Regions from separate parts of the Homo sapiens genome. Here all the other regions are linked to region 1. Evidence: chromatin loops called from intact Hi-C (ENCODE). Cell type or tissue: dorsolateral prefrontal cortex. All regions are shown on one strand.

Evidence for each region. A loop is a pair of places that touch in the nucleus more often than their neighbours do. Peaks named below come from ENCODE experiments on the same cell type or tissue, not always from the same donor. Only the 100,000 strongest peaks of a DNase experiment are listed, where the experiment ranks them.
Region 2: it touches region 1 in a loop (2.7-fold over the local background); 2 of 110 quality-filtered maps call a loop at or near these places.
Region 3: a loop joins it to region 1, with 3 times the contacts of the local background. A loop is called at or near these places in 27 of 110 quality-filtered maps.

Annotation. Positions count from the first base shown.
Region 1 is chr2:96,170,200-96,178,199 of GRCh38, forward strand. No RefSeq gene overlaps it. Among named protein-coding and RNA genes, the nearest start is that of DUSP2, 29 kb to the left of the region's middle. RefSeq lists a silencer at 4,457-4,506 and an enhancer at 5,791-5,970. In dorsolateral prefrontal cortex, a CTCF peak has its summit at 4,506 (motif pointing left); a DNase peak (open chromatin) is centred at 4,502.
Region 2 is chr2:96,058,885-96,066,884 of GRCh38, forward strand. No RefSeq gene overlaps it. Among named protein-coding and RNA genes, the nearest start is that of GPAT2, 28 kb to the left of the region's middle. RefSeq lists an enhancer at 375-1,285. In dorsolateral prefrontal cortex, CTCF peaks have their summits at 4,715 (motif pointing right) and 4,921 (motif pointing left); DNase peaks (open chromatin) are centred at 3,237, 4,337, 4,727, 6,907 and 2 weaker places; H3K27ac peaks cover 3,024 bases.
Region 3 is chr2:96,017,900-96,025,899 of GRCh38, forward strand. GPAT2 (glycerol-3-phosphate acyltransferase 2, mitochondrial) reads right to left here. Exons shown (of 22, transcript NM_001321527.2): 13 at 7,586-7,704; 14 at 6,874-6,944; 15 at 6,528-6,786; 16 at 6,290-6,438; 17 at 6,024-6,101; 18 at 5,410-5,541; 19 at 5,207-5,327; 20 at 5,059-5,124; 21 at 4,769-4,824; 22 at 4,047-4,376. The coding sequence ends at 4,260. It overlaps LOC124900512 (fumarylacetoacetate hydrolase domain-containing protein 2B-like), which reads left to right. Exons shown (of 4, transcript XM_047446740.1): 3 at 1,302-1,375; 4 at 1,582-1,744. The coding sequence ends at 1,600. It also overlaps the pseudogene FAHD2CP. Among named protein-coding and RNA genes, the nearest start is that of GPAT2, 13 kb to the right of the region's middle. In dorsolateral prefrontal cortex, a CTCF peak has its summit at 4,981 (motif pointing right); DNase peaks (open chromatin) are centred at 5,002 and 6,822; H3K27ac peaks cover 4,687 bases.

The DNA.
Region 1 (8,000 bases):
ATAAAATGCAGACTATTCTATGGTGGGTATGCTCAGACAGGGCAGGGGAAGACTTGCAAGGGGTATAAGGAAACTTTTGTGGGTGATGAAATGTTCATTATCTTCATCGTGATGATGACATCACAGGTATATCACATGTGAAAATTTCTCAGGTTGTGCATTTATTTAATGAATTTAAGTAAAATTTATTAGGTTGTGCATTTTAAGTACATGCAGCTTACTGTACTTTGATTATACCTCAACAAAGTCAATGAATAAAAACTACTTAATAAAAAAAGTGAGGACCTAGGTAAAGATGACAGTGGTTACCCCCTGAACCCATGCTTGACAGCAAAGAAGGTGAAGCAAAAGGCAAACCCCACACAATCAAGGAGAAAGGAAAGAAACAGGAAACATTTTTGGAAGGTGGAAAGTATATGGTCAAAATGGCAAATGGCTTAAGACAAAGAAAAAACTGAATTCCTAGCCAGTAGTGGGGACAGTTAAGAGCCAATCCAGTTTACCCAGTGGAATGCCCAAAAGGCTCAGGCTCAGTGAGGTACCATGTTGGGTGAAGAGAAGGGATAGACTAAGAACCAGCTGAAGGTTTGTGTAACAGCCAGCCAGCCTACCCTATAATGAGGTCATGGCCGGCCGCTCACATGCTGAGAACCCCCAGTCAGAGTTTCTTAATAAGAACCAACAACCAACAGCCAAGGAAAGCCTCAATCACAAAGGAGAGGCCACTAACAGGAAAAAGTAACTTGGAGGAAACATCGTGCAGGAAGAAAAAAAATTAACAAAAATCACTCCCATCCTCAGAGAGGGAAGATACTGTACCCATAAAATAAGAACAGTTGCCACAAAGAGCAAACACTCAGAAAATAGGTCTCCAGTTATTAAAAATAAGAAAGCAGAAATTTAAAACTCAATATCAGGCTGGAGGTGGTGGCTCACACCTGTAATCCCAGCACTTTGGGAGGCCGAGGTGGGTGGATCACTTGAGGTCAGGAGTTCAAGACCAGCCTGGCCAACATAGTGAAACCCCGTCTCTACTAAAAACACAAAAATGGCCGGGTGCAGTGGCTCACGCCTGTAATCCTAGCACTTTTGGAGGCCGAGGCGGGCGGATCACGAGGTCAGGAGATCGAGACCATCCTGGCTAACACGGTGAAACCCCGTCTCTACTAAAAATACAAAAAAATTAGCCAGGTGTGGTGGCAGGCTCCTGTAGTCCCAGCTACTCGGGAGGCTGAGGCAGGGGAATGGCATGAACCTGGGAGGCGGAGCTTGCTGTGAGCCGAGATCACGCGACTGCACTCAAGCCTGGGCAACAGAGCAAGACTCCGTCTCAAAAAAAAAAAAAAAAAAAAAAAAAAAGCACAAAAATTAGCCAGGCGCGCCTGTAATCCCAGCAACTCGGGAGGCTGAGACAGGAGAATCGCTTGAACCTGGGAGGCCCAGACCCCGCGGGAATTGAAATCTTACCACACCTGCTGCAGCAGCAGAGAGAGAGATCCCAATTGCCAGAGAGGGTGAGTGGTTTTGTTTATTTTGTTTTGTTTTGTTTTGTTTTGTTTTGTTTTGTTTTTGAGACGGAGCCTTGCTCCGTCACCCAGGCTGGAATGCAGTGGCGCTGTCTCGGCTCACTGCAACCTCCCAGGTTCAAGCGATTCTCTCGCCTCAGCCTCCGGAGTAGCTGGGACTACAGGCGTGCGCACCACCACACCCAGCTAGTTTTTGTATTGTTGGTGGAGATAGGGTCTCACGATGTTACCTAGGCTGATATCCAACTCCTGGTCTCCAGTGCTCCACCTATCTAGGCCTCCCAACTGCTGGGATTACGGGCGTGAGCCACCGCGCCAGCGAGGGTGGTTAGTGGTAAGGACACAACAGGGCCAGGCATGGTGGTAGGTGCCTGTAGTCCCAGATACTCAGGAGGGTGAGGCAGGAGAATCGCTTGAATGCGGGAAGCAGAGGTTGCAGTGAGCCGAGATCGAGCCATGCACTCCAGCCTGGGAGACAGAGTGAGACTCCATCTCAAACACACACACACACACACACACACACACACACTCACAAAACCCTGGAAGACAGAGTGAGACCCCATCTCAAAAACAAAAACATACACACACACACACAACCACAACCCTGGGAGACAGAGTGAGACTCCATCTCAAAAACACACACACACAGAGAGAGAGAGAGAGAGAGAGAGAGAGAAAGAACCCTGGGAGACAGAGTGAGACTCCATCTCAGAAACAAACACACACACAAAACCCTGGGAGAGTGAGACTTGGTCTCAAAAACAAAAAAACACACACACAACCACAATCCTGGGAGACAGAGACTCCATCTCAAAAACAAAAAAACACACACATACACAACCACAACAAACTAAATAAATGAAAAACCAAGTACTGGCTCTAGGAAAACAAAAAGTCGTGCTAGAAAACAGTGTAGTGTCTTGCCTGTGATATTTCCATGCTCGTAATACTGTAAATGCTAAATAATACTGTAACTAATTCAGTATAATTAAGTACTCTGGGACAAAGAGGGGATAAGGGGGGCAAGGAGGGGAAGGAAGAGCTAAGTCATTGCGAGGGGGTGGGGATGGGAAGAAAGAGCGAAGTCTTCATATAATGCCTAAAATGAAAAAGCAAGGAGGGGCGAGATAAGCACATTATTTAGAGACCTGGAGATAAATATCAATATAATATGCTGGGAGAGGTGAAACTGGCTGTCCCTGGGGAGGGGAGATGGTGGGAGGAGTTTTCATAACAAACTTTAAGAACGATTTGACTTTTTTTTTTTTTTTAGACTGAGTCTCACTCTGTTGCCCAGGCAGAGGGAGTTCAATGGTGCCATCTTGGCTCACTGCAACCTCCGCCTCCCTGATTCAAGCCTCCGGAGTAGCTGGGGTTACAGGTGGCATAAGCCATAGTGCCCGGCCATGACTTTTCCAACTATGCGCACAAATATTTGGATAAAAACTAAAAATGGTTTTTTAGTTTTTTGGGTTTTTTGAGATGGAGTCTTGCTGTGTTGCCCAGGCTGGAGTGCAATGGTGCGACCTCAGCTCACTGCAATCTCTTCCTCCCAGGTTCAAGCGATTCTCGTGCCTCAGCCTCCCAAGTAGCTGGGATTACAGACGTGTGCCACCACGCCCAGTTTATTTTTGTATTTTTAGTAGAGAATACTAAAGAGTGCTGAGATTACAGGCGTGAGCCAACGTGCTCAGCCAGAAAAAATGTTACGTACAAATACAAGTGGAGAAAAATACACTGATGCTCTGGGTTGTACAGATTATGTAATTTTTCTTTATATTTTTATGTGTAAAAGAAATGCTTAAGTTAGGCCAGGCGCAATGGCTCATGCCTGTAATCCCGAGCACTTTGGGAGGCCAAGGTGGGTGGATCACCTGAGGTCAGGAGTTCAAGACCAGCCTGGCCAACATGGTAAAATGTCTCTACTAAAAATACAAAAATTAGCCGGGCGTGGTGGTGCGCACCTGCAGTCCCAGCTACTGGGAGGGCTGAGGCACGAGAATTGCTTGAACCTGGTAGGTAAAGATTGCAGTGAGCCACTGCACTCCAGCCTGGGTGATAGAGTGAGACTCCGTCTCAAAAAAAAAAAGAAATGCATAAGTGCATTATCTTTTAGCCTCTTAATTAATACTGTAGAAAACAAAAGAATATGAAGGCAAGATCCAAAGGAGTATCCAGAACATTCTGGGTGATGAACCAGCAGGCCGCTGGTGTAACTATGTTCGAGACAGTTGGTCTCAGGAACGGAGTCACAGCTCACCCAGTCCTACTCTGTCCTTGCTACACAGGACTGAGGCTTTGCTGGTTCTCGATGCTGGGCTGTGCAATTATGTCTAGGCCAGGGTTGTCTCCCCAGCTGCTTTATAATTCCTTTGAAAGTCCTAAAGCACACAGTGGGCCCTCAATAAGTCCTTGCTGATTATCACCCCATCACACCTTCTTTCCTAGGCACAGAAATACAGGAAGCAATAATGAGTTTCATAAGAAGTGGAGGAATCATAACAGGAGCATTGGAACATCAGACAGCTGGATCCTCCGAGTGGCCTGGCAGTCCTGGCTCCTTCCGGAGTGGCCAACCCAGCTTCCTAGGCTGAACACCGGACTGGCCTCCAGGAGCAGGAGGGTGATGAGGAAAAAGGCAGCTCATCCAAGCTGCTGTCTAGTTATCCCCATCTGTCCATCTGTCTCCTCAGCAAACACATTCTTAGTCACCACCTGGAGCCTGTGACTCTCCCAGTTATCTAAAGGGACAAACCCTTGGCCTCCTCTTCCCACTGGTGCACTACTGTGCAACCTGCACAGGCTGTGGTCATCTGACCCACTTCCTCTCTTTCATTCATAGGACTTGATGTAAATCAAGGCTCTGAGGGGACGATGGTGCCCATATAGACCCACATTGAACTGTCAGTTGTCAGGAGCTATAAAATCCTTCCAGCAGCCACGGGCAGGCTGGCAAGACTCCTAGTGGGTGGCACAGCCCTGCCCCCTGCTGCTCAACATGGAAGCTGCAGGATAGGTGACCCTGGCCAGGCTGGGAGTCTTTATGGACTCTACTGGGACAGTGGCCTCCAGACACCGGTTTTGAAAATTCATCTCTTAAATTGAGTTCTCTGCAGATCTCCCCTTGTTCTAGATTGAATTGTATCCCTCTAAAATTCATATGTTGAAGGTCTAATCCCCAGTATCTCAGAATGTGACCCTATTTGGAGATAGGGTGTTACAGATACAGTTAAGATCAAGTCATAATGAAGTAGTGTGGTCCCTAATGCAATATGACTGGTGTCCTTATTAAAAGGAAATGTGGGCAACACGTGCATGCAGGGAACACAAAGGCAGGGACTGGGGTGATGCAGCTCACACGCCAGCAACCACAAAAAGCTGGGACAGAGTTCTAGAACATTCTCCCTCACTGCCCTCAGAAGGAGCCAGCCCTGCTCACACCTTGCTTTTGGACTTCCAGCCTCCAAAAATGTGAGACAATAAATTTTTATTGTTTAAGCCACTCAGTTTGTGGCACTTTGTTACAGCAGCTGATTATGACCAAACTAATACACTCCTCGTCCAGGGTGTTCTTAGGGTAGTTGGGAGTGGTTTTAAGGCTTTACGGCATGCATATTATGAATTCTAAAGATTTCTCCGAAAACTTCGCCAAGAAATTACACAGTGGAATGGAAAATGCATTGGATCCCAGAAGACCAAGGTTCTAGACCAGGGAAGAGCTGTGTGACTTGGAACAAATGCTAAGCTCTGAGCATCGTTTATAAATGAAAGATCTGTACCTGATGCCCTCTAAAGTGCCTTTCAGCATTAAACTACATTTGTTTAAATATTGGGCTCAATCCTGTCTAGGGAAATGCAAACTGAAATATACACACATACCCTGAACAGTCCCAAGCCCCCAAAAGCAGAGAACATTTTAAGAAAAAAATTTAAAAATAACAAAGTAAAGACCGGGTGCTGTGGCTCACACCTGTAATCCCAGCACTTTGGGAGGCTGAGGCAGGCGGATCACCTGAGGTCAGGAGTTCAAGACCGGCCTGGACAACATGGTGAAACCATATCTCTACTAAAAATATAAAAATTAGCTGGGCATGGTGGCATGCACCTGTAAGCCCAGCTACTCAAGAGGCTGAGGCAGGAGCATTGCTTGAACCTGGGAGTCAGAAGTTGCAGTGAGCCAAGATTGTGCCATTGAACTCCAGCCTAGGCAACAGAGCAAGACTCCAATGTCAAAAAACAAAACAAAACAAAACAAAAACACCAGACTGCGCAGGAGCTTGCTGACGAGCTCAGAAGGTGGTAGTGGGACAAATATAGCCAAGCGAATGCTCACCTGCCTGCATGATCACCACGAAACCCTGTGATTGGGCTTCCCATGTGTTTTGCTTACAGTGGAGATGACCCTGGTCGGGCTAGCAAGGCCTGACTCATCCTGCCAGCATGTATTTCTTGGACTGCTAAATGTGTCTTTCTCTTGGGAGCCTGGTTAGACACTGAGTTCAACCAACTCTGGTCTCTGACATGGTGGAGTTTCCCAGCCCACAGAACTGAGGTGCAGCTCCTGGGACACAGAAATGCACACAGCTGACCACTCCGGAGTCACCTGGGGACACCCCAACCTGCACCCACAAAGTTTCCCATTTCTGTATCTTCTTTTTTTTTTTTGAAACGGAGTCTCACTCTGTCGCCAGGCTGGAGTGCAGTGGCACGATCTCGGCTCACTACAACCTCCGCCTCCCAGGTTCAAGCGATTCTCCTGCCTCAGCCTCCCCAGTAGCTGGAACCACAGGTGCGCACCACCAAGCCCAGCTAATTTTTGTATTTTGTTAGAGACAGGGTTTCTCCATGTTGGCCAGGCTTGTTTTGAACTCCTGACCTCAAGTGATTCGCCCACCTCGGCCTCCCAAAATGCTGGGATTACAGGTGAACACCATGCACAGCCCACTTCTGTATCTTCTGTATCTTCTGATGGAAAGGGAAGATTGAACACATCGGAAAAAAGGAAACTGGATACCAAAACAGTTCCTTCTTCCTCTCCCATCACCTAAACTTTCCAAATGAATCCTGACCTCCAGATGTAGAACCACAGCCCAGGCAACTACAATCACTTGCGTATGGAAATGGGAAGTGTGCCAGATACTTGTGTTAATCTAGACAATGCTTGTGTTCCAACAGAGGAGCAAATTAGCCAACAAAAATATCAGACACAAGACGTTTAAAAGTAGAAACAGAAAGATATAAGAAAGAAAAAAACACACACACAAATAAGGGCAGGGACAGAAAGTGGATCTAGAAATGAAGCAAAAATACAAGTGCAGCAAGGCGTAGTGGCTCACCTCTGTAAACCCAGCACTTTGGGAGGCTGAGGCGAGCAGATTACGAGACCAGGAGATCAAGACCATCCTGGCCAACATGGTGAAACCCCGTCTCTACTAAAAATACAAAAATTAGCCAGGTGTGGTGGCACACACCTGTATTCCCAGCTACTTGGGAGGCTGAGACAGGAGAATCGCTTGAACCCGGGAGGCGGAGGTTGCAGTGAGTCGAGATCGCACCACTGCACTTCCAACCTGGCAACAGAGCGAGACTCTGTCTCAAAAAAAAAAAAAAAAAAAAAAAAAGCATGCCTGAGAGTCCTATTCCGGACACTGAGGCCAAGCAGATTTCTTCAGAGGGTCCTCAACAAGGACTAAATGTCTAAATTCCTGAAGAAAGAGGCACCGCTGATTGGAGATGGGCAAAGGCTATTAGGGTTTTCAAAAAGGGGATGAATTACAGGCCAATTGGCTTGATGTCGATGCCAAATAAATTCTACATCTACTGAGTTCTAGACTACTGAAAGTTCTAAAACATCTACTGGCGATTTTTCCCTTTTTAACTGAACCATTTGGTCCTTTGAAGTGATTCATTTAAAGTTATTTTCAGCTATAATTTGGCAAAGACTCCCAGCTGTCCTCCATTTCCATTCTCCCTTTCTTGCCCAGCAAATCACCTCTGAATTTTAACTGGGCACATAGCTGCTTAAAATATAAATTATTTCCCAGCAGCTGGTGTTCTTTGAAAGTGTGGCCATTGGCCGCAGGTAAAAATGGAAAGTGTCTTCAAAGGCAGAGGCCATCCACTTCTCCCCTTGTTCCTTCCCACTGGTGGAACAGACGTGATGGCTGGAGGTGGAGCCGGTCCCGCTGGGGCACTGGGAACACAGACACTGTCCCTTCCCTGGGGATGCCTACCTTCCAGGGAACAGAAAGGGGTCTAGCCCTGGGCTCTGCATTTTAGGAAGGGCATTGACAAACTCTACTATTTCCAGAAACGTAATCAGGAGAAAAGAAGACCGTGAGAATGTATGGAGTGCTATGTCTCAGACACCAGTCTAAGTACTTTACATGTATTATGTAATCTTCACAGTAACCATACAAGGTAGGTACTCATTTCCCTTTTACAGATGAGGAAAAAGGTTCATTAACTTGTTCA
Region 2 (8,000 bases), 110 kb before region 1:
TGCTTTCAGAGACATCACCTCTCTGGGTCATTTTGGAGGAAGATGTGCCTCGGGATCTGGGTTTCGAGCTCTGGCTCTGTCGCTAACGGGCTGGCTCTGTGACCTAGGCAGGTCAATGAACCCCTCCAGAGCCTCCGTTTCCTCATCTGTAAACTGGGTTATCATAATGTCTGCCTCCCTAGCGAGCTCTCTGGATTCTCGTGAGGACCGGCTGTTATGGGGGGCATCACGGCTCTTTGTCCAGGTGACACGTGGGAAATATGAGGGCTTATCTTTGTGCTGCTGTGGCCTTCTTGGGATTCTCCCTGAGGACTGGCCCTGCCCTGCCTTGCTCTTGCCCCTGGGAACGGCCCACCCTGTCTCCTGCCTCCCCACCCAGACGGGAAGCAGTCACTCTGCCAGCTCTCAAGGACTCATCTCTGAGGTTTTAGACAGAATAATTTCCTCTCCCTCTCACGCCTGCCTGTCCGGGAAAATCACACAACCCACGCAGGACCCCCCCTACGTGCACCCACATGCCCCACAGCCATTGTCTCCTGCACCAGCCAGCAGAAAAGCAGAGTGGGGCATGGGAGGAGGATGCGGAGGCTGCAGGAAGGGGGGGTGACACCCCCAACCCTGAGGGTCTCCTGGTGTCAGGCCAAGAGCTGACATGGACATGGGGAGACAGGAGCCAGGCTCCTTCCAGATCCTCCCACAACCTGGGTTTCAGCCACCCTCAGCCACCCTGCCAAGGCCGCAGGCGCTGCACAAGGCCACAGGCAAATGTCCGGCTGAGGACTGAGGTAGGGGCTGGATCCCACAGCCCATTGGTAACAGAGACTGGATGAGAACGCCCGAGTCCAGTGCTCTTTCTGCACTGCTTCCCAGAACTTCCTGCCACTAGGGACCTGCAGCCAGAAAAGACAGGGCAGGAGGTACAGAGAGAGCAGAGAGAGCCTGCTCCAAGGGAGAGCCTCGGGACACAGGGAGTCTCATTCCTCCCTCCCAGCACGGGCTACGCCCATGCCACTCAGGCCTGAGCCACAGGGCACTGCCTAGCCCTGCTTGGGCCGGGGCTCACCAGCCCTTACAGACAGCAGGCCCCGCCTCCAAGACACTACCCCATGGCAGGGGAAAGCCTTGGGGTCCCCATAAAATGCAGGCATCGCCAGACAGAGAATAGGTCTGTCCTATTCCCAGGATGGGAAGATTTACTTAGGGAGGGGCCACCCTGGATACCCTGCCCTCCAGTAGCAGCCAGGTTCCGGAAGATCCCATGAGGGGCCAGTGTGGACCCCTCCCCTTCAACCATCCAGGCCTGCAGGTCTGGGGCTAATGGTGGGGAAAGGGGGCTCCAGCAGCTGAGGAGGGGCAGAGCCAGTGGATGGAGGCAGAAGGCGGGCAAATCTCAGGCACATTTTCTGCAGTGATAAAGACCTTTTGCTCAGCAGCTAGCTTCCACGGCACTTCTCCCCCACATGACACCACGTCAGGGCCCACAGGAGAAAGTCCGGAGTAGGCTGAGGCACTGGGTCCCCTCCCTTCTCCCAAACACACCTGCCTACAGGGGGCACTGCCCCCTCTCAGAGACTGGGGGTGGAAGCTTAGCTGCAGGGGGCGGGATGGCTCCAGGAGAGGAGAGCCATCCAAGAGAAGGCCAGGGCTCTGGGAGAAGAGGGGGTCCTACTGCCCTCCCGGAACAGGGCTCCTGGCTCCGTGAAGCCATCTCCACAACTCCCACAGCTGCCTCCTCCTGCCCCTCCTCAAACTCCCACAGCCACCTCCAGCTCCTGCACCGTGAGGTCTGCTCCACGACCGCAGGAGCCAGACAGAGGCCGGGGTAGCCTCAGGCAGACAGACACTTTTGTGGGTGTTCACCCAGAGCTAGACCTCAGGGAAAACAGGGGTGGCCTGGGGGCTGAGAATTCGGCAGTCCCAGCACATCCAGGACCATAAATACGCCATGCCCTTTGACCCGCTAACCCCACTGTTTGGAATTCCTCCCAAAAACATAATTGCAAAGGGAAAAATAGCTATATGTGCACAGCTGTTTATAGCAACACTATTTATCATAGTAAACAAGTCAAGTCAGCCAAAATACTTTGCAAGTTGTGGGAGGGGGAACTGTGGGTCAATAAGGTGGGATATTTATTATACGTACAAGAAAAATGGTAAACTTGTAAAATTACTCATACAATAATGTTAACAGCAGTGAGAAGACAAACTTGCACATATCTGTTCAGGCAGCAGTCAATGACTGAGCACCCCGTCTGGGCTACACAGCTGCTCCAGGTGCCAGAGAGATCCCCATGAACAGGACCAAGTCCACGCCCTCGTGGAGGGAACATTCCAGAAGTGCACCATAGGGTCAAAGGTAAATTAAAACCACAGGCAAGTACTTCCCCAAGGCAGGGAGATGGACAGAACCGAGTGTTGTCCACTGCGGGGTCCATCCTTCCTGGGCTGGTGGGTCACCAGGGAGTGGCCCCACAGAGGTCTGCAGTCTCCTAAGGCAGGAGCCAGACCCAGGATCAAAGCGAGGGGCACCTGGCCAAGGGCAGTGGGTCCTGCCAGACCACAGGGTCTTCTCCCCACAGGAGGGAAATTTGTCAGGCTGCTTTTAGGAATCCCATGAACCTTTGGAGTTTGTGCATGAACCAGGGGAGGAGCAGTCCCCGAGACTATGAGCTGAGTTTTCTACTAACCTAACAAGCTAGGAAGGGTCACAACTGAGGGGCTGGGGATCCATCCTGCCTCCAGCATGGCCAGATCTGCAAGCAGGAGATGTCGTATGGTGGCCTGGGAGGTGAAGGGGTCTGAGTCAGAGGTAAAGGTGTAATCTGAAGGTGGACTGGCCCCCATCCTGCCGGCTCCCTGTGGTCCAGAGAGTTGGAGAAAGCCCCTTGGACCAGAGCCTTCCCACACTTGGTCCTGTGTCGGGTAGGAGATTTGCAGGAGGCCATTTCTGCTGTTCCAGAGCCCAGATGTACTTCCCTGGGGTGCTGGGAGCCAAGGCATGGAACTGCAGTCGCCTCCCAAGTTCAGGGCCCTGGGTGGAGCTGCTGGCTGCAGCCAGGGCCAGGGAGCAGAGATGCCCCTCTGCCACCCTGCCCCACCCCAGGCAATGAAGAAACTCCAAGCTCTGGGTCCGTGGGAGGCACCAGGCAAACAGAGGAGTCAGCAAGCTAAACATGCTATTAGCAGCGATGGAGAAGTGATGATTCTCTGCACAGCTGTCAGAAGCAGCTCCCCGCCGCCTGGCACCAGCACCTGGGGAGGGGCCTCCGCTCATCGGCCTTCACAGAGATGCCCCAGGCTGGGAAAGAAAGACCAGCAGGCCGGACATTCTGTGCCACCACTCCCTCGTCCTTAGCTGCAGGGATCTTGCCCTTCATCCAGAGACTGAGACCTGGAAGCGAGGCCCACCTCTGCACCTGCCCCCATAGCTGGGCCTTCGTTCCTCAAACTGTAAGCTGGGCATGAAAGTAATACCACCTTTTGTGGCAGAATTGTTGGGAGGGACCAGTGAGATATTTTGTCTGAAGCACCTTGCAAATGGTAAAGGGCTATGGGGTCACTGCTGTTACAATTCTTCTATCAAAAATCTAATCTTCAGGGCTTTCACTGTTTCATTCACACAGAATGAAATTGAGGCTCAAGAGGTTACACGATTTGACCAAGTCACACAACTGCAAACAAGTAGGTGTCAGTTTCCAGGATCGAAGCCAGGAGGAAGCTCAAAGAGCATCCAGCCCCCATGCTGTAAAAGGGATTCAAGGCCCAGAACCAGAAGGTGATTAGCCTTGCAGCAGGACAGAGGGCAGACAGCACCGAAGCCCAGCTCTGCTCACTCTGCTGGGAGCACTTCCCAGGCCACTGTGGATCTGGGCCTTGTCCTCAGCTTGGGGTGGCTGCAGGAGCATCCTGAGGAATGAACCCATGCCAGAGCACTGAAGATGCCCCCACCGCCCCCGCTGCAGACTCCTCACCCAGGTCTCTTCATCTCAAAGGGGCTGTCATAGAGGCCCAGGGCTGTGACCTGGAGGAACACACTCCACCTTCCTGACATCCAGCCCGTCTATCATTCTAATAGTGGAAAGGTGGGTTCCAGAGCCTGCTCAAGACACAGTGTGCAGAGCAGGGAAGGAGCCTGCCCAGGCACAAGGCAGGGGCCCCTCTCAAAGCCTCATGCGCTGCCTGGGGCCCTTGACAACCTGAGGCCTTCCAGGATGCTTTGAATTCAGTCTTCTTGGCCCTGCTGCTGCCCCACTTGACAGAAGAGAGATGGATGGGGAGGTGAGAGGCACTGCCCGCCTAACCACCCACCACCTGTCACTTCTGCCTTTTGAAATCACTTTCGTGGGCAGAGGCAGGGATGCTGATCACACCATGTGGGAGGGACTTGGAGGGTGGGGCGGTGACTCACAGGACAGTGGGGGATAGGAAGCAGCTCCAGAGCCTCCCTGGTAGTGAAAGGGAAGGGCGCTAGTGACTCAGGGACAGCTGGGGAGGGGTGCATGGGGAGGGAGCTCATTCCCCCCAGCTCTGTGCCCTGCATGCCTGGGGGGTGACCTCCTGTGGTGGGCCCCGATCTTGCCCCTGTGGGGCAGTCTTTGCCCTCAGCTTGCTTCCCAGCAGTAGCCAGGCACCCAGTAGCTGCATGGTGAGTGAATTCCAATCTTGCCCGCTGCCGGCCAGCTGTGCAGACCTTCGGCAGGCTGAGTGCTCCTCTGCCCTCACATCTAGGCCTGTAGATGGAAGCAGAGCCCGACTCATAGAGCCAATTGCCCATCCTGCAGCTGTGAATGTTGCAGCTTCCAGCAGGTTCTTGCTGCAGACTTACTGAGAGGACTGAGGGCTGTGGCAGGCCACCCCAGCCTGCTGGGCACCCCCTTCAGGATGGCCCCAACAAATAGTAAATAAATGCCCCACTCCCAGGCCTGCTTGCTTCCGGTGCTCCTTTCACCCCTGCCCTGCACTGAGCCCCCTGACTATGGCTCCCTGATTCGTTCTCAGCAACACCCGGTGTCCCCAGAACGCTACACACTGGGCCCTGGTGGGGCACAAGGGAAACAGCACATCTCAGACTGGGGTTTTCAAACCCAAAGAGAGTCTCCCACCTAGACAGAGGCAGAAGAGAGGCAGGCTCACGTGGTTGAACTGTGTCCCCTGTGCCCATAACACTCAGCCCATCCCCTACCACCTCCTCCCCGGCCACCTTCCCTGACATCGAGCCCATCCATCACCAAAGTCTCCCCAGAGCCCAACTACTGTCATCCCAAGCCCTGCCTCAGTCAGGCCACTGCCCCCTTCACTTTCTATCCAGGAGACCCAGCCAGCCAGTGAGCTCTGTCCTGAGATGGAAATGCGGCCACAGGAAGGAGAGCAGGAGGAGAGCAGGAGGAGAGCAGGGGCCCAGGCTTCTTCCCTTCCTCATTACCTGTCCATCCATTGGTTCATCTGTCTGTCCATCTATCCACCTATCTACCCATCCATTCATCCATCCATTCATCTGTCCATCCATCTATCCATCTACCATCCATCCATTCATCCATTCACTCACCTGTCTGTCCATCTATCCATCCATCCATCTACCCACCAATCCATCCATTCTTCTGTCTATCCATCCATGCATCTATCCACCCATTTACTCATTCCTCCATCCATTCATTCATCTGTCCATCCACCTATCTATCCATCCATCCAATGATCCATTCATTCACTCATCTGCCTGTCCATTTGTCTATCCATTCATCCATCTTTCCATCTACCATCCATCCATTCATCCATCCATGTATTTATATGTCTATCCATCTATGCATCCACCCACCTATCTATCCATTCCTCCATCCATTCATTCATCTGTCCATCCATCTATCCATCTACCATCCATTCATTCATCCATCCATCCATTCATCTGTCTACCCATCTATGCATCCACCCACCTATCTGTCCATTCCTCCATCCATTCATTCATCTATCCATCTATCTATCCATCTACCATCCATCCATCCATCTACCATCCATCCATCCATTCATTCATCTGTCTGTCCATCTATCCATCCATCCAAACATCTATCCATCCATCCATCCACCCATCTATCCATCCATCCATCCACCCATCTATCCATCCATTCATCCATCCATCCATCCATCCATCCATCCATCTATCCATTCATCTGTTCAACCATCCACACATCCATCCATCCATCTATTCATTCATCTCTTCATCCATCCACACATCCATCCATCTAATCTCAGAATGCTTAGTGATGTCACCCTGTGCACATGGGTCTCCTGGAACATCAGCTTTAAAGGGGGAAGGATTACTGCTAGGTTTGTTCCCTGTGGTATCCTAGTGCCTAAAAGCTGGCACAAAGTCAGTGTTGAATACATATTTGTTGAATGTCAAATGACTGAATGAATGAATAGATTCTTCACCTGGAGAAGGGAAGTAGAGCCCACCAGCCATCATCTTCAAGTCTGGATGACCCAGGCCGAATCCCAGGCCATCCAGAGGTTAGGCCTCAGGTCCAGGGAATGGCATGACTTGCCCAAGGCCACCTGGCAGGGTAAGAGCAGGGCCAGGTGTCCGGCCTGGGTATTCTTCGCCCAGATTAGTGTTTTCTGCACTAACTACTAAGAGCTTTCTGTGCTGGCAGTCCCTGGGAGCAGCAGCAGAAGCCTAGAGCCCAGGGGTGGATCCAGTGGCCAGAGTCAGGAGCTGAGACTGGGAGCCTCTGAGGAGCAAGAACCTGCCTGAGTGGGGTCTGGATATTCCCAGCAGGAGGAAGAGTGTGTGCTGTGTGGCAAAGCTGTCCCAGCTGCCCAGAGGAGCAGCAAGTGCTCTGCTGGCCTTGCAATCCCTGCCCCAGGGTGGGATGAGCAGGCTCTGGCCTGGAACACAGCAACCTGGCAGCCCTCCAAGCCCAGCCACCGCCCCTAGGCCTTTACGCCCCTCCACCTCTAGATCTGGGGGCCCCAGGAGTCAATGCCCACTTCAGCTCCAGCCAACATGGCCTGGGATCTGGTCTGATCTAGTCTCTGACCTCAGCTCTGCCCCTAGCTGGCTGCGTGGCCTTGGAAAGCTCACTTCTCCTCTCTGCCTCAGGCAAGCTCTGCTCTTCAGCCTCACTCAGGACTGCAGAAAAATGCATGTTCTTGGGCCTGTCACTAGAGATTCTGCTTCAGCATGTCTGCAGAGAACTCAGAAATAAGCAGTTTACAAATGCTGCCACTCAAGCATTTAAGGAGACAGGCTGAATGAGGGCAGAGAGCCCCATGGCTGAACCACCCCATGGCATCTGGCTCCGGGCAGGCCACCTGAACACTGCCCAGCCTCGGTCCTCTTACCTGCTCAATGAGGATGCCCAGGGAATCCTGTGGGTGTTGGCAGGTCCTGTGGGAGATGGTGTGGTAACAGCACTTGGCCATACCTTACAGGACTCCAAACGGTAAGGGGCTCAGGTCTATTGGGATCCATTTCGGCTGTGAGTAACAGCAGCTGAATACCATGGAAGTTGATTTCTCTCTCCTATCTGTCTGTGGGAAGCTCAGAGCACTTGCTGGCAAGGGAAGGGGTCTCAGAGGTGGAGGGAGCCCCCACCACACAGCCCCAGCCTCCCAGGCAGCATAGGGTGGGGGCAGGCGCATGCAGAAGTCCTGCTTTCTTCCCTCTGCTTGCACTTTTCAGCCATGTGTGGAGCCTCACGGGGCCTCAGCTGCCTCGTCGGTGAAGTGGGTGTAGTGATAGTGTCCACTCTAGGAGGTGGTCACTTTGAGGATTCGATGAGGTCATCTGTGCAGCACACCTGCTCAGGGCCTGCGCTTGGCACTCCACAGAGCACAAGGCCAGCTCTACTCCTCCAGGCTGCTGCAAAGTGCTGCCAGTGCAGGGGCCTCTCCCTGGGTACTCAGGAAAGGCCAGAATCCATGAGGCTGTTGCTCTGGCCCTGCTGCCTGCATCGCTGATCCATCCTCAGCCTGAACCTCAAGGGCTGCAGCTCAGACACAGCTCT
Region 3 (8,000 bases), 150 kb before region 1:
CAGGCTGGTCTTGAACTCCTCACCTCAGGTGATCCACCTGCCTCAGCCTCCCAAAGTGCTGGGGTTATGGGCATAAGCCACCGCACCCGGCCAAGAACAATGATTTTTCTAAATCATGCAGTTTTTATTAACTGGCATTCTTCTATGAAAAAAGCCTGGCCAGGCACGTTGGCTCACGCCTGAAATCCCAGCACTTTGGGAGGCCGAGGCGGGTGGATCACGAGGTCAGGAGATCGAGACCATCCTGGCTAACACGGTGAAACCCCGTCTCTACTAAAAATACAAAAAATTAGCCAGGCGTGGTGGCAGGTGCCTGTAGTCCCAGCTACTCCGGAGGCTGAGGTGAGAGAATGGCGTGAACCTGGGAGGCGGAGCTTGCAGTGAGCCGAGATCGCGCCACTGCACACCAGCCTGGGCAACAGAGTGAGACTCCATCTCAAAAAAAAAGAAAAAAAGCTGCCTCGCTCTTTATTCCTGTGTCTTCAATATCACTGTGAATTCCTTTTTGTTTTTATTCAATTGGTTGTAATCCATCATTTACATTCTTCAGGTGACCTCAATTTGGCCAATGAGGGACCTTCAAGTTTGTTCCATCCCCAAGCTTTTAGCATATATTTGCTTTCTGGCCAAGACGTTCCAGGCTCATCATGTACTGTCTGTCTTGGACCAAGGAACCCGGTGCTCCTTACTGGGGAGTGGTATTAGAGACCAACATCTGGATGTCAGGTGTACTTATACCAACTCTGGTTATTATTAGAAAGAGCCACCAATTTTAAAGGCCAAATTATATCTATTTTATAGTGTATTTTATGGATTATGGGAGAGGCTGAGCATTTTTTCATGTTTTGTGGCCATGTCCGTTACCTTTTTGTGAATTGCTTACTCAAGTCCTTTGTGGGATCTTTCTCTTACTAAAGTGAGTTAATAGATTAAAACACTTAAAATAGTGCCTGACACACAGTAAGGTTACATATTGCTAGGGGATATTACTTCGTATTTATCCTTTGTTAAAAGTATCCAGAGTGACTTTTAAACTCAGTGCCCTGGACACGTGTTGCTCTTCTGCAGTCAATGGTGTGGGGACCTGTGCCTGCATCCCATGATGCTGTCTGCCACTGCCCAAAATGTATGGGTCTACAAGTCACACCTCCCTTGTCGTTCACTGGGCTCTGGTTCGTGGTGATGGCAAACATGGGATGGCAGCCAAGCCATACTGACAGAGATCCACAGCGTACAGCCTCTGAGCATAGTTAATGGGCCCCAAAGCCACTGCGGCTCACTATTCCTCTCCCACCCTACAGGAGGTAGATTGGGAAGTGGAGCTGGCCGTGGTCATTGGAAAGAAAGGCAAGCACATCAAGGTGAAGTGGAAAAGGTGGGCTCCCAGGCCAGAGTGCAGCAGAGTCCCCAGCTCCTGCCTCTCCTAGTTCTGACCTCGCTCACCAACACATGGTGCCAGCTGTCCCTGACACTAGGAAGCAGTCAGCCTCCTTGCTCCCTGACACTGCCTTTCCCTTCACCCACCTTTGGCTGGCTCTGGCTACTAACATGGGATAACAGCTTTGAGATCCCTTGCCACAGGTGTTGGTGTCACCCATGATCTATCCTCCTGTATGGCCAAATCCCCTGCCCCCATAGGCCACAGATGCCATGGCCCACGTGGCCGGCTTCACTGTGGCTCATGACGTGAGTGCTCGTGACTGGCTAACAAGATGCAATGGGAAACAGTGGCTGCTGGGAAAAACCTTCGACACCTTCTGCCCTCTGGGCCCTGCCTTGGTGACCAAGGACAGTGTAGCAGGTAGGTTCCTGATCCCTGCCCCCTTGTACCTACCATTGCACAGATGAACAGCCCTCCAGGGAGGAGCACGGGTTCAGGTACATGTGGCACCTGCCCTCCCTGGCTGCCCTTTCACTGCTGACTCCATACAGGGAAAGTCTTTTATCCTCAGCCACGAGTTCTCCCATGGGCTTCCTTCCCAAGCCCCCTAGAGGGAACACAACTGCAGAGGATGTGAAACTGCATGCGTGAAGTAAATTACAAAGAACACTGAGCTGATGGGTGGATCGGGCTTCCTGCGGCTGCCACCATCTGAAATAATCTAAGTTGAGCATCATGGAGCATAGCTATCGCAAGGCCCAGGCATTTTCCACACTACAGATGAAAGCCAGTGTGACTCACCCAGCCACTGTGGAAACAACAGCATTGACCACACACAGTGAGGGGACAGCGCCAGGTTGGAGGCAGTGTGCCAGAGGGCAGAGCGCAGCCTCTTAACACACAGCCACCCACAACTGTGGTGGAGGTGGGGGGTGTCCACATGGGCCAGCCATGCCAGGATACCAAAGACCCCAGTGCCTCACAGCACCCACACAGAGTCCTCGGCAAAGTTAAATTGTGTTTCAGGTGCTCTACTTAAGGGTGGTAGAACACTAAGACCAACACCAACAGTTAAAAGTGCTGGTTAGCCAGGATGTTCTTACAGTAATCCATCCCCTGCCAGCATCCGGTACACGAGGCTTCTCTGTCCTGGCTAGAACCATTGCCTCACTGCTTTATAGATGCTGTCTTTTTTTTTTTTTTTTTTTTTTTTTTTTAAGTATGGTCTTACTGTGTCACCCAGGCTGGAGTGCAGTGGCCCAATCCCAGCTCACTGAAGCCTCAACCTCCTGGGTTCAAGCAGTTCTCCCGCCTCAGCCTCCTGAGTAGCTGGGACTACAGTCACGCACCACCATGCCTAATGTTTTTATTATTTTGCATAGAGACAAGCACTCACTACGTTACCCAGGCTGGTTTTGAACTCCTGAGCTTAATCAGTTCTCACCTGCTTTGCCCTCCCAAAGTGCTATGATTACAGGTGTGAGCCACCACGCTTGGCCCTGCCCAGGAGTCATTTTTGTATCTACAGGTATCTTCCTATGCTGTAGACAGATGCCCTTTTTCAAGGCAAAAACCCTAGCCATTTTTCTCTTCTCCTTCAGAGTCTGCAACATCCTCTCAACTCATCCAAGTGACTACTGCCTGGTGCTCTTGGGGATGCAGGGAGGCCTGAGAAGGCCAATGTCTATACAGAAAGTTCTAACATAGTGCACTGAGTCAATGTGGGCACTTTAAAGCCCTTTCACCTGCCAAGTCACGAAGCACCCCTATAGTTGTGTTTGTAAAATACTGGGGGGTTTGAAGGGGAAAAGGGATAACTCCAAGGTACCATCTTTGCATTTCAGATCCACACAACTTAAAGATCTGCTGTCGAGTGAATGGGGAAGTGGTCCAGAGCAGCAACACCAACCAGATGGTATTCAAGACAGAGGACCTGATAGCCTGGGTGTCCCAGTGAGTGACAGGGGCTATCCTGCCAGCCCCGCTCCACCTGCCACACATGTGGAGGCTGACCTGAGCCCTCCACCTTTGGCTGTGGCCACCTCAGCCAGCCCCTGGTCTCACCGGGTCCTTTTGCTTTGCTCCAGGTTTGTTACCTTTTACCCAGGGGATGTCATCCTGACTGGGACCCCCCCACCTCCACCCAGGTGTCGGTGTATTCAGGAAACCTCCTGTCTTTCTCAAGGTAGGTTAGTGAAAAGCAAAGAGAGCAAGGGCCCCAAAGGGCTGGCAGGCTTGGCTCAGACTTGAGAAGTACAGGCTTGTGTACGTGTGTCTGACGGAAGGGCTGACACTCTCATGGCCTGCTCTGTTGCAGAAGGGGGATGAAGTCCAGTGTGAGATTGAAGAACTAGGTGTCATCATCAACAAGGTGGTGTGATGGCTCCTGCACAGGCCCTGCACATAGGATGAGGGCATCTGCTCCCACTCAGCCTAGCCCAGGGAAAGGCCCAGTGACAGGTGTGGACAGGTGCCAGCCCTGCAAGCCGCCTCTTCTCGGTAGAAGGGAGAAGGACAGAGCTCTCTTCAATAAATTCGTCGGGTCAAAGCAGCAGCTTGGCTTCTGCTGTTTGTCTTCGTTTGGGCTTTGTTTCATGGGACAAGTTAGGGCATTTTGTGGGACTGGGGAAGAAGAGAGCAAATACACACACATACACCAAAAAGATGCTGCTGGGCTGGGGAAAAGACAACTCGTCTCGTCCCCTTGTTTATCACATCAAAGAAGGGAAAAAGCAAGAGATGGCAAGGGACAATCAAGCCTCAATGATTATATTTATAGAGCAGCTAAGGGTTTGCAGCCTCCTCTCCATCTTCTGGCTCTAGGACACAGCTGTGTTCTGGGGCTGAGAAGTCTCAGCACAGGCTCCTCCTCACAGTTCTAGCTACAAATGAACTGCCGGATGAACTGTTCTAGTTTTTCCTGATTGTCCAGGCTGGCAAAAGTAGGGGACAGGTGGAGCCTGGGGCCTGCAGGGCTCGGCGTCTGCTGCAGAACCTGGGCCATGGAAGATAAGCCGTGAGTGCGCTCACCACAGGGACTGTGTACACATGGCCCAGGGGCCAGGCCTGTCCCCCAGAAACCTGCCTTGAGACCTCTGGCCCCTTAGACCTCAATGTTTGCGTGCAAATGCTGCCGCAAAGCAGTCCCAATACCCCACCTAGAAAGATGAGCCAGTGATTTGGGAGACCAAGAGGCAGGAAACCATCCCACCTTCTCCAACCCATCACCAAATCTGTTGCTGGAAGACACCAAGTAAATCCCAGGGTCTTAATGAGGCACCATCAGGCCAGCCCTGTGGAGTGATGGGGACATAGCTGGGTTTCCCTGAGCTACTCTATTGGGGTGGGAGCAGGGGGACAGAAGATGGTGACAGTGGCTCCTCTCACCCCTAGGTCTCTGAAGGTCCAGACAGCACTGATGGCGAGCTTTGGGTCCGCACACTCTGGAAAGAAGAGAGAAGTGAAGGCTCTAGGTAGGGAGAACAGAGAGCCACTGGGCACAGGCTTCTCTCCTCTTGTTTAAAGAAGCCCAGGGAGGGATAGAGCTCTGACTGGACAGAAGACTGTACTCTGCAGCCTGCCTTCCTAGAGTTGGGTTGTCACTGTCCTGCAGGGGGCAGCAGCCACCAGCAAACACCACTGCCTGCAGGAGCCTGGGCTGACTGGTTGGGACTCACCGAAGATCCCTTCTTCCTGGGCGGTGGCCTGCAGGAACTGGAACAGCTGCTCTGTGTAGCCCAACTCTGCAGAAGAGAGAAGACCTAGACCTGGCACCCAGCACAGACACAGCCTGCCTCGAGGACTGCAAGGGAACAAGGGCCTCACCAGTATCGGGCAGCTGGCCCTGGCGGAGGAAGGCGGCAGCCTGTGCAAAGGCCTTGAGCAGCGGGCTGAGCAGGCGGCAGAGGAAAAGAAAGAAATCTGGGCAGTGTGACTGCTGGCTGAGCTGGAGGGGACAGGCCGGGGTGAGTGCAGCTCCCCACCGCCTCCCTACCACCTCCCTCCAGGGGCAGCTTTTTGAAACACACCCTGAAGTACCGGCCGTCAGCCTCTCCGAAGTCATCACTGTCACTATCAGTAAAGTCCCCACTCGGTTTCCACAGCAGCTTTCTGCTCAATCGCTGTCGCCCTGTGTCACAGGCTGGCCGGGAGCCTGGGGTCTAGGGGCCGTGGAGCCATTGTTCTCTGACAAGCTGGCCAGGGATCAACCCTACACCCCCAGACCAGGTACATGCAGGTGAAACCAGTAAAAGCAGACCTAGAGACCCAAGAGGATGGCCAGAGCCATGCCCCAGCACCTGCTGGGCCAACTTGCAGAGTGAGAGGAAGTGAATTCCCACCCTCAAGGGCAGTAGCCCTGTGGCCAAGAAATGTGGGGAGCAGGAGGTGTGCAGAGAACCTCAGAGGCACACATGTCCAGTGCTATCCAGAGAGACACACAGAACCGGGGCATAGGTGGCTATATCCCAAGGCACAGGGAGCAGAGGTGCGAGCTAGGCTTCCCCGCTGCAAGGCCAGGGGCTGCCCACCCCCACAGCACACACGGGGCAGAGGAGGAGCCTGGGGCAGCTGGCACTCAGGGTGGGAGGCTGGAGGAGGCCAGGCTCCAGGCAAGGATCTTGTCTCCAACTGCCCTGCCTACCTCCTCAGCAACCAGGAGCCCGCATTGGATGAGCCGGTCCAGCACCTCCTGACAGTAGCAGTAGGAAGACTGGCAGGGCTGGGAGAAAAAGGCACCCATGTGGCCTCAGGAGAGCCAGGCACATGGGCAGGGGCCTAGCCAAAGACCGGGCAAGGCCACACCTACTACCCAGGAGGTTTCAGAGGTAGAGCATGGGCAGGGATGGGCCATTCCTACCACCAAGAGGGGAAGGCCTAGGACCAAGTGGGCCGTAGGGGAGGCCTGACCTTTAGCAGCAGCAGGTCTTGCGGCAGCAGGTGCATCAGCAGCAGGATCTGGCGGTACAGCTCATTCTGGCTCAGCAGCAATATGCCCTGCAGCTCCCAGGGCCCCTGGGGCGGCACTCTGCCTGCCAGCAGCCCCCGCACTGCACAGGCTGGGGGCGGAGGGTCCATTATGAAGAAGGAGCCGTTCCCTTCACCACTGCACACACATCCCACCTACCCCGTGCACCTCAAGACTCACCGCCCACAGCCTCGCTCAGGAAGACGGGCAGCAGCTCAGCACTCAGTTGTGCCAGGTGTGTGAGGCCTGGGCCAGGCTGCGGCACCACCAGCAAGTCACCCTGACGGATGCGCAGCAGGGCCACGTGCGCCCGCAGCAGGCTCAGTGAGTGCTGCAGCAGGCTCCGCAGCTGCCCAGAGAAGCCTACATCAAAGCCACGCAACAGTATCTCCTCCGTCAGCCAGGAGAACTCCCCCAGGAGCTGCGACAGGAACACACCCTGGGTGGGCAGAGCAGGGCTAGGCAGCAGGGCCACACATCGCCACCCCCCCCACCGCCCAGGTCCCCACCACATTGCACCCCCTACCTTCTGATGCTTGAAGAGCAGCAGCGTTGCCATAATGGCCGTGCTCATCACCGCAGAGCTCCCTACACTGGCTGGAGTGGGGCGGGGGGTGGAGATGCTGGTCAGGTTGAGGCCCAGCAGCCTGGTCCCTCCATGATCTAGCAAGTCTTCCTAGCCACACATCCCAACTCCACCCCAGGGATGAGGAACGTACACCCGGAGCAGTGGTGTTTATCATCACACAGGCTGAGAGCAGGCCAGGAGCTGGGGGCCTTCCCCTGGATCTCATCGTAGGGCCCACACATCAACCCACAGCCTCTACTAGAGGGGCACTGAAGAAGATACAGATGGATCTCCCTATAAGGGCCCTCTGTGGAGGCGCTGTGCTAAGCCCCTTACACGTATCATTCCATTCAGTTAACACCATCTCCACCCAAAGCTAAGGAGACTCCGCTCAGAAGGCAGGGCTGGGTGTGGCCTTGGGGAAGCAGCTGCAGCCTCCTGGCCTCAGGCCACCATCTTTGTGCATGCACTTAGCTGCTCCCTTATGATGGCCCTGGCTGCCTGCTCCTCCTGTAGGAGAAGGGTTCCATTCTTCTTCAGATGTCCCCAAGGTATCACAGAGCACCTCAGGTGCAGACACTTGGAATGGAGAACCCTGGTGACTGGCTGACCCCGAGAGGGGACGGTTCAGTGACCCACCCGCAAAGGCCCAGATCTGGTTCACCCTCACCACTCAGGACATGACAGCTCAGTCTCCTGACCAGGAGCTGGTCCTCTTCCTTGAGGGCCAGGAGAGGCCCAGTTATGGGGGTCCACTCCTGCTCCTTCTCAGTGTCTGGGACAGCAGTACTGAGATAGAGACACAGATTACAGGATGAAGGGTCCAAACACAAAAACAGCTGTGGGAATGCCTAGAGCTTTCTAAAAGGTGAGGGTGTTTCCCCCTCCCAGCCCCAGGACAGAGGATGGCTTCTATAACCCCCAGTCCCATCCAGGCCTCTGTGCCATACCCCACACTCAGACTGTTGGCAAGGCGAGTACCTGGAACTATTCTAGATGACCCCAGGATACTTGGTGAGGGAGGGCTGCTAGTGTGTGTATATGGGGGATACATAAGCTGGTGCTGAAGGGCTGCTTGCCTTGCC